2 separate regions of the Homo sapiens genome follow, and region 1 is linked to region 2. Evidence: chromatin loops called from intact Hi-C (ENCODE). Cell type or tissue: heart right ventricle. All regions are shown on one strand.

Region 1 (5,000 bases), 130 kb after region 2:
CCATGATCTCGGCTCACTGGAACCTCTGCCTCCCAGGTTCAAGTTATTCTCCTGCCTCAGCCTCCTGAGTAGCTCCTCAGCCTCCCAAGTGATTCTCCTACCTCAGCCTCCCGGGATTACAGGCATGCGCCACCACGCCCAGCTAATTTTGTATTTTTAGTACAGATGGGCTTTCTCCATGTGGGTCAGGCTGGTCTCGAACTCTCGACCTCAGGTGATCTGCCTGCCTTGGCCTCCCAAAATGCTGGGATTACAGGTGTGAGCCATCGCACCCGTCTGTGATCATGTTTTTACAAAGTGGTATGATTTGTTTGGCTTGGCCTAAAATGAGGATGTTACCTTACAGATTTATTTTGTTTTACACTAACTCTGACTTAAACAATGAAAATTTTTAATATCTTCAGCTTTCTTGAACAAGCTAAATAAATCTTCATGTCTTAAATTTTATAAGGGTAAAGTACCTTATTGAAATCTTTCATTCAACAAATATTTGAATATCCACTACTTGTTAGGAACTGTGCTAATAAGATACAGTCTTTGCACTCAATGCATTGGCTCTTTCCACTCAGCATATAAATATGCTCAGATTTCTCACAACTAATAAATACAACACACTGGTCCATAAACCTGGATAATAGCTTTGTCGACTATTCGGAGGTAGAAATAAGAATGGAATCCTGCAATTACCTGCCCCCTATCCTACAAAGTAGATACACCTGTTATTTTTCTTGTAGTTCCTGAAGAGTGACTGACACTTAAATAATTACTAGATAGGTGCTATTTGCCTGCCTCATGCCATACTACCACCTCTTATCAGCTGGCAATGAAAGCCTACCTATTTTTAATGCAAAGGGGTTGAAATTAAAATGTTTTACTAAAACTTTGGTTTACCAGGCTACATGTTGTAATTATTTTTAAAATTCTAAAATTGTTATTTTGGGTTTGACTTTAATAACCAGATGATAAATGTGAATGTCTAAGACCACATGTGAAAGAAATAGTTAAAAAAAAAAAAAGGTGGGGCAAATTCACGGCAGATGGTAAGGCCAACCCTGCTTGATTTACAACCCTGCTTGTAAATGGAAACATTTGATTGTATGCAGTCTGAAGTTAAATCCTATTGATTGTGAAAAGGTAGCAGAGAGCCAAAAATTAAAAAGTCGAGGGCAGCAGAAACACTCCTCATCAGTTCACTGAGTGGCTTAATTGATAGCCAATGACTACAGGCACAATTAACAACCCAAGACCTAATAATGGAAAGGAAGTAAGAACAGAAACAACCTCCGAAACTAATGTTAACATATGGAGAAACTTCTACTGGTTGATAATTACTAGTGTGTACATAAAGCCTTGACAAGTTTCTTGACGCACACATGCTTACATCGGTGTTTAAATATAGCTGACACATATTTGAGTTCATAGTTTCTCATGTCCACATTCTCTAATAAGCTTCATTAGTACTTCATACCTTTTTTTTTAAATACAGTCTTGCGATGTCACCTAGGCTAGAGAGCAGTGGTGCGATCATAGCTCACTGCAGCCTTGAACTTCTGGACTCAAGTAATCCTCCTGCCTCAGCCACTTAAGTAGCTAAAACAGGCATGGGCCAGCACACCCAGCTAATACTTTTTTACTTTTTGTAAAGATGGGGGTTGGGGGTGGGTCTCACTACCCAGGCTGGTCTCAAATTCCTGGCCTCAAGTGATCCTCCCGCCTCATCCTCCAAAAGAGCTGAGATTACAGGCATGAGCCACCACACCCAGCCCCTAGTACTTTATATCTTTATCAGGTATGTGGCCTTCTACTGCTATTCTCTTTTTAAGTCTGTAATTTGTCTTATAAATTTATGGAGGGAGTGATGTTAACCCCAAACATAACTTGGTATCTTGCAAATAATAGGTATTAAGTGTTTATTAATGATATGAAATCCACCCTATAACCACACCTCAGCCCTTATCATTATGTGGAACTGCTCCTCCTTATCTCTCTGACTGGAATGCCCCATGGGCCAGTCCTTAAATTTCTTCTCTTCTCTAGCTACCCTCACTCCTCAGGTGATCTAATCTATACTGACAAGTCCCAAATGTAACCTGGACCATTCTTCTCTGAACTCTAGATTCCCATGTTCAACTGCTGACTTAATATCTCTATTACTTAGCATGTCTATTAGACATCTCAAAAACTTAACCAGTCTAGAACAGAACTCCTAAACTCTCCCCAAAAACCTGCTCTGCACCGTCCTCAAGTCTTCCTCATTTCTATTAATGACAACTCTATCCTTCCAGTTGCTCAAGTCAAAAACCTTGGAGTGATCCATTACTCTTTTCTTTTCACATTCTACAACCAATCCATCAGTAAATCTATCTGTATCAAAACATATCCAGTTAGAGTCACAGACAATCAGTATATTTATATTTTTATATACAGAAATACAGATTTTTACATAATTGTACATGGATACGTGGATTAGTATACATACATGCATTTCCTAGTTCTTTCCACTGAGAAAGTCTAGGAGCAATGATACTCCACAGCAATGAGCACACTTAGCATCCAGATCTTGGCTTCAAAATATCATCCTCCAATGAAAGGAACCAAGGTTCCTTAGAGAAATAATTGATTCTAGGGCTGAGGTAGGAAAAAAAAACAAGATGAACCTGAAGCATGTGGTAGTGTCAGAGAATAAAGAAGTGTGCATGTACATACGCATAAAAAAAGGATAGAAATATGCCAAAAAGACACAGAAGTAGACCTAAAAGAGATCCCAAGGGCCAAAACTGGAATAATTTGAGCAACAAAATAATGATAGCATTTAATTCTAACACTAAGAATAAAATAAATATCTATGAATTTGAACTGAGATAAATGATTAGATAGAAGGGAAAACCTTCCTTATAGAAGAATTCTAATTAATAAATGTAGAAAGAATGAGGAAAATTTAAAAAAGTACCTTCAGAAGCCACAGCAATAATTGCTGCAGGCAAGATCCACTAATGAATGCTAAAATTAGTGGGCAGAAACAGGATACTGGCAAAGCCTCAAAGTAGCTCTCTCAAAATATTTACCAATTACTGTGGTGGTTTTAATATATGTCCACAAATTCTTTTATACTTCTCCCTCCAGGAAGTGGAGTTTAATTTCCATCCCTTTAAGTGTGGGCTACACTTAGCAACCTGTTTCTAGTGCACGGACTATGGGAAAGGAAAAATAGTAACTTTACAGTGGACAAACCTAGCAGAAACCACCGTAACAGAGTGCTCACAAGTGATAAATTATTTGATATCATGCACCTCCTGTATGAAATAATAGGGGCACTTCACCTTTGCAGTACTCTCCCCCAAAATCCATAACCCCAATCTAATCATGAGAAAACATCAGACAAACCTAAACTGAAGAACATTCTACAAAATACTTGTGTCAAGGTTATAAAAGATAAGAAAAGACCAAGAAACTGCCACACATTGGGAGAGACAAAGAAGACAACTAAAGCAATGCAATATCAAGGTTTGGATAACAGAATGGAAAAAGAATACTAGAAAAACTGGTAAAATATTAAAGCAGTTTGAAGCTTGGTTGAAGCATCGTACCAATACTAATTTCTTAGCTTGATAAATGCACCATGGTTATGTAGGATGTTAACATTAGAGGAACCCAGGTGAAGAGTATATAGCAGCAGTTTTTCTGTTTGTTTCTTTGAGACAGGGTCTTACTCTGTTGCCCAGACTGGGGTGCAGTGGTGCAATCATGGCTCACTACAGCCTCTACCATCCAGGCTCAAGTGATCCTCTGACCTCAGCCTCCTAAGTAGCTAGGCCCACAGGCACATGCCACCACACCCGGCTAATTTATTATAGTTTTTAGAGATGAGGCCTCCCTATGTCGCCTAGGCTGGTCTTAAACTCCTGGGCTCAGACGATCTTCCCACTTCAGCCTCCCATAGTACTGGGATTACAGGAATAAGCCACCACACCCAGCCTGCATTTTCTTTCTTTTCTTTCTTTCCTTCCTTCCTTCTTTCTCTTTCCTTCCTTTCCTTCTGTCTTTCCTTCCTTCTTTCCTTCTTTTTTTTTTTTTTTTTTTTGAGACAGGGTCTTGCTCTGTCACCCAGGCTGGAGTGCAGTGGCACAATCACAGTTCACTGCAGATTGAACCTCCCAGGCTCAAGTGATCCTCCCACCTCAGCCTCCTGAGTAGGTGGGACTACAGGTGTGCACCACCATGCCTAGCTAATTTTTTGTATTTTTTTTTTTTTTTTGTAAGCGACGGGGTTTCACCATTTTGCCCAGGCTGATCTTAATGTCCTGACCTCAACCCACCTTGGCCTCCCAAAGTGCTGGGACTACAGGTATGACCCACTATGCCAGGCCCAATTACTGTATTTTCTATCTTATCCTCTGACTTGAAACGAACATGGTTTGGACAAGAAAGAATGGGCTTTGAATCCTGGTTCCATCACTTGACAGGGTGTGTCTGAATATGTTATTTAACCTTTCTAATCCTCAGTTTCTTCATCTGAAGGAGAACAAAGGAAATAATATAAGGTAAATAACAAAATTGTTGAGTTAGTGTTAGGATCAGAATTAGGTATTAAAGTGTCTAGCACATAGGAGGTACTCCACAAATAGAAGCTAGTATTATTTGCTCTTCATTTGCTCTACAGCTTCACACTGACTTCTAGCATTTCATGCTCCTCATTTTCTCCCAACTGGATCACCTCCTTACAGGCTTCCAGCTCATAATCCAGGAGGACTCCATAGTTCTTCAGTAGAGCTACAATACTCAATATCATTAATTCCCTCAACCAACTGTCCTTCAGATATCTCTACCAAACAGATATCTACAAAGCAGCAGATAACAGCCTGGGCAGAATTTAAACCCAAGCTGTTCATCTTACAAACAAGGAGAGTAACAGTAACAATACATAACTCATAAGGTTCTTGAGAGTATTAAATAGTTTCTTCAGATAGTCTGATCACTCACTGCTGGAGAAAAATCAACCA
Region 2 (5,000 bases):
GAAAAGTTGTTAAACAACATTCTAAATGTGAAATGTCAACCCTCACTCTAAACTTTCCCTGTTCAGAGCATCACATGAAGACTTCACTGGGTTTATAGTGGCTTTCTGATTTTTGGTAGTTCATTGAAGAAGGGAGTTTGAAAGTTGTTGTATGCTGTTAATGATTTTCTGCCCATGTCCTGCCTGAAATACCATGATTATTTATGGAAGGTATCTTTAATAAAGCTGGATACAGTTTAGCTAGGAAAAAAAATTCCATTTATACAATATTCTGGAACAGGTAAAACTATAGTGATGAAGTACAGATCAGTAATTGTTAGATGTAGGGAGAGATTTTGACCAAAAAGGGAAAGCCAGAAGTTTTCTAGGGTGATGGGACTGTTTGTTTCCTGTTTGTAGTGGTAGTTGTATGGATCCGAACATGTGTTAAAGCTCACAGAACTTATGTTAAGTCAGTTTTGGGCCGGGCATAGTGGCTCATCCCTGTAATCCTAGCACTTTGGGAGGCTGAGGTGGGAGGATCACTTGAGGTCAGGAGTTCGAGGCCAGCCTGGCCAACATGGTGAAATCTCAGTCTCTAGTAAATACACAAAATTAGCTGGGCATGGAGGCAGTCATCTATAATCCCAGCTACTTAGGAGGCTGAGGTACAAGAATCGCTTGAAAACGGGAGGCGGAGGCTGCAGTGAGCTGAGATCATGCCACTGCACTCCAGCCTGGGCAACAGAGTGAGTGAGACTCCATCTCAAAAAAAAGGTCAGTTTTACTGTATGTAAATCTTAAAAATTAACAACAAAATAAAATAATTTCCCATCAGAACTTTTTAAATTCTATCTTCAATTATTTAATAGATACATAAAGTGTATTCTAGTCTTAGTTCTGTTACCACCTATATAACACTTGAGGATGTAGCTTCACACCCTTAGTTTCACTTTGCAAAATGTAAGGGGATAATCAAATGATTTCCTTTTTTTTTTTTTTTGAGCCTTTTCTTATTCTAAAACCTATTCCTATTCCATGTTTCTGTTAAATTTTTATTATTTTAGAATTAACAAGGAACACAAAATATTTTAATGTACTCAAGTTGACTCCACAAACTTCCTTCAGACAGTGTGGGCTGGCTTGCAATATTCTTCTTATTGGTTTTATGTGATCTTTTATGAGCTCTAAACATTTGACCTTACTTAGTAGCTTTGTTTAGATGATTATTAGATAGCACTCTCATCTTTGGAATAATCAGGCTTCTGACTATAAGAGCTGTACAAGATTTCTATTTCCTGGCTGGGCATGGTGGCTCACATCTGTAATCCCAGCACTTTGGGAGGCCGAGGTAGGTGGATCACTTGAGGTCAGGAGTTTCGAGACCAGCCTGGCCAACATGGTGAAACCCCATCTCTACTGAAAATACAAAAATTAGCCAGGTGGGGTGACACCGGTAATCCTAGCTACTCACCTGTAATCCCAGGAGGCTGAGGTCAGAGAATCGCTTGAACCCAGGAAGCAAAGGCTGCAATGAGCCGAGATTCGCCATTGCACTCCAGCCTGGGCAACAGAGCAAGACTCTATCTCAAAAAAAAAGTCTATTTCCTTTATTATATCAGACCATGTCTATATTTGCTGTAAAAAAGTATGTGAACTGCCATTTCTGCCAGCCAAATGATGCCTATTGTTATTAATTTTTATAAGACATGGTATTCATATTGCTGGAGAAAAGAAAGTAAGCCATTGTTACTGAATTCATTCAATATAATCAAAAAAATTTTTTTAACCCTACATAGAAAATCTGGAGTCCCCAAATCTTTTGCAAAGATCTTCATTTCTCCTATAGAAGAGCTGCAGACTAGCAATGTATTATACTACCAAATCTTATATTAAAATGTTCTGTTTATATATAAGAATAAGCAAAGCTATTGAGGAAGTTCATACAATTTAAGAATCAAATTTAATAACTTCCTAGAAAACCCTCATTGCAATTAGCAACTTTTCATTTAAATTTTTTTGGAGATGGGTTTTCATAAAAGAAATAAAAAGACCCAAGAGCAAATTATTATCTCTTTCAACAATACTCTCAATTTTGTACAGGAGAATAATTTTTGAATATTTATGAAAATCATCCAAATTTCTCACATTGAGAATTAAGAAAAATAAACGTGGCATACATAAGCTAATGAAATATTCAATAACTACTTGAATATTTATACTTACTTGGTACTATTTTTCTCCGATAAATTCAAATAACTGGGCAACTCAAAGTGGACTGATCTTACAAATGCAGGCCAACAGATTCTGTAATTCTCCTTTATTACCTATACTTCTATTTTTTAAAACTCTGAATCAACCCATTTAATTCTTTCAAATACAGCATGAAGAAATAAAACGAAGCCCTGAGCTATATCTAATCATTTAATTGCTAAGCAGCAATACACTTACAAAAGAAAAAACCAATCAATATTTCCATATAATTCTATCACCATGTTAAACTTTAAAATAACTTGGTCAAGAAGGAAGCTATAAATCAAATTTATTTCCTGTGTGTTTAGATCACACACCCAAATATACACATACATACATATACACACAAATCAACAGCTCCATATTTCCCTTATTGCCATCCTGAGGTTTACTGAATATGACATCAAAGAGTTCCTCGAATTTCCATACATCTAAGAACTTATCTCATTTTTAGAAAATATCCTGGCACAGAAAGCAGACTACATAGAAATAAATCTACATTAAAACTAAATAATCAATGGCTAGGAAAAACACTTAATTTAATGCTAACGAATTTGTCAACATGACTCATTAAAAAAAATTTACTGTTTCAGCAATTTCTTTATTGAAATAGTTTAAAAAGTTAAAAGGCTTTGTGTATTAAAACCATGCCTTCTGAATCACAAGGCCATCCACGTGTACAAAGGGAATGCTTTAATAAGAATGGGACACCAGCCTGGAAGCCTGGCTTGCTTGCAGTTGACTCTAGATCAGGAATTCTTTAAGCCTAAAGCCAAACAAGAGAAACTCACAAATCACAGGAAAAAGCCCAGTCATCTTGAAAAATTCCAAACCCTCAGTTAAATGTCATAACTTTTTTATGAACACTAAATCACAATGGGCCAATGAGAAACTAACAGTAGTCCTTAAAATGACTACAGTCTGGGTTAGCAAGACACAATCATATTATAATAGGTAAAATTTAATGAAACTGTGTTAGGAGTTTGAAGTTTCCAGGAAACTAGCTCCTGAGTTATCTCAAAACAAAAACCAAAAAATTAATTACTATGAAGGGTCCTCTTCATCTTTTCCTTTAAGGCACCATTAAAAAGTGGCTGTAAAAAAAACCTTTGCATATGTTTTGAAGTCATACATAGAGCTGAGAATTAAAAACTAGCTCTATTCAAGTCTGTATCAAATATCATTTTGAATTCCATGGATCTGTGATGGCATGAAAATGGGTACGCAATAAGAGGTGGAGCTCTGTAGGGCAGGGCATCAGGAAAGAACATCAGCAGCTGGGCAAGAGAATCTTATAATGGACTCTTAAGAAAAACAGACTTCAGAAAGGACATAATACATTTTTCTTCTCTAAAATAAGTCAAATCTCAAAATGTTGCTTTCAAATTTTGTTGTATATCAACTCCATCCTTTGCTGTTTTCCTTATTTGATTAGAACCATCTGGGAGATCCTCCTTTCTTTTATTAGTTCTACAGAAAACATGCAGTTAATCATCTTAAAAAACACTTTTTAATATAGAACAACTGGAGATTGTATTAATGATCAAATTTTCATATCTGCAGAGAAAGCACCATCATACCATGTGGTCTAGAAAGTCAGTTTCTTTTAAAGGAAAGACAATTTAGAAAAAAAAATTGTACAAGAAAAACTGCTCATACCCACATACTAGTTTTAAAATTATTTTCTTTCCAATTAAAAAAATACTAAAAAGTTACACAGTTGTAGCTCTACAACTACAAAGTGGAAATAAAAAAGAAAACCCACTTCAATAAAGGCAATGAAATAATTAATTTTACGTACAGCTTAGCTTCCCATGCTTATTTATTCATTTTCAAAGTATCCTTTTAAATTAACTGAAATTTTCCTTAGCTCACCTACAATTTATGAATACTTTATTATAAAGTATGATTTCTCTTTGCATTAGTCAGGATAACGTATGTGGTTGATAAACACAAGGATATTAAAAGTCAATTATGCTTATTCTTAATCCAGGAATAAATGAAAACCAAAATTAAATCAACTCATAGACCTTATTACTTGCCACTTCCTTACCTCTTTGTTACTGTTATTTATATAGCTGTAGTCATTACTACTTTCATATTAGAAAATGTTTGTTTCTCCTTCTTGGATTTTTTCATAAATCATTGAATTCTCACTTTCTCACAAAATGGTACTTCATTGAAGGATGTAATTAGTCTCACTAAAGCAAGAAAACATGATAAACTTGGTTGAGAGTCACAGAGTCACTTAGTCTAGCCCAGCTATATGACCAATTCAATCTGGTCATGTAAACAATGAAGAGAATGATATTTAACCCACAAGAGTATGGTGATGAGGCTCACATGAGATTAATGTATGTAAAGAGCAAAGAGCTTTGAAATGTTTACAGTGCCATACAAATGCGAAGGTCTCAGTCTCACCATCTTCACATGGCAGGATTCAATGAAGTGATCTCTAAAGACTTATCTCGCAACCAAAAATTCTTAGCTATTCACATGTGAAGCACATTTTAAAAATCTACTGATAGGATAACTGTATTACTGTAAGGGACTTATGGAACAATGAAGTCAATCTTCTCACCTTACAAAATGTATGAAAACAGGTTAAGATACTTGTAGAGCACATGAGTCAGTAGGAAAGCTGGGAATTGAAAGAACCCAGATCTGAGCCCCACCTCAAAGTCCTTTCTATCATATGTTGCTGTTCACTATTCTGTGAATTTAAAATCTCTCTTCACCATAGGATCATGTAACCTAAATTACTTTTT

The links. Hi-C counts contacts between places; a loop is a spot of excess contacts. Peaks named below come from ENCODE experiments on the same cell type or tissue, not always from the same donor. Only the 100,000 strongest peaks of a DNase experiment are listed, where the experiment ranks them.
Region 1: it touches region 2 in a loop (4-fold over the local background); 3 of 110 quality-filtered maps call a loop at or near these places.

The regions. Positions count from the first base shown.
Region 1 is chr15:77,410,147-77,415,146 of GRCh38, forward strand. All of the region lies in intron 1 of PEAK1 (pseudopodium enriched atypical kinase 1), which reads right to left. Among named protein-coding and RNA genes, the nearest start is that of PEAK1, 7.5 kb to the right of the region's middle. In heart right ventricle, no CTCF peak of the experiment used is centred here; no DNase peak of the experiment used is centred here; H3K27ac peaks cover 2,309 bases.
Region 2 is chr15:77,279,598-77,284,597 of GRCh38, forward strand. PEAK1 (pseudopodium enriched atypical kinase 1) reads right to left here. Exons shown (of 10, transcript NM_001385026.1): 5 at 4,286-4,433. It also overlaps the pseudogene LOC646853. Among named protein-coding and RNA genes, the nearest start is that of LINC00597, 57 kb to the left of the region's middle. RefSeq lists an enhancer at 2,618-3,216. In heart right ventricle, no CTCF peak of the experiment used is centred here; no DNase peak of the experiment used is centred here; H3K27ac peaks cover 1,509 bases.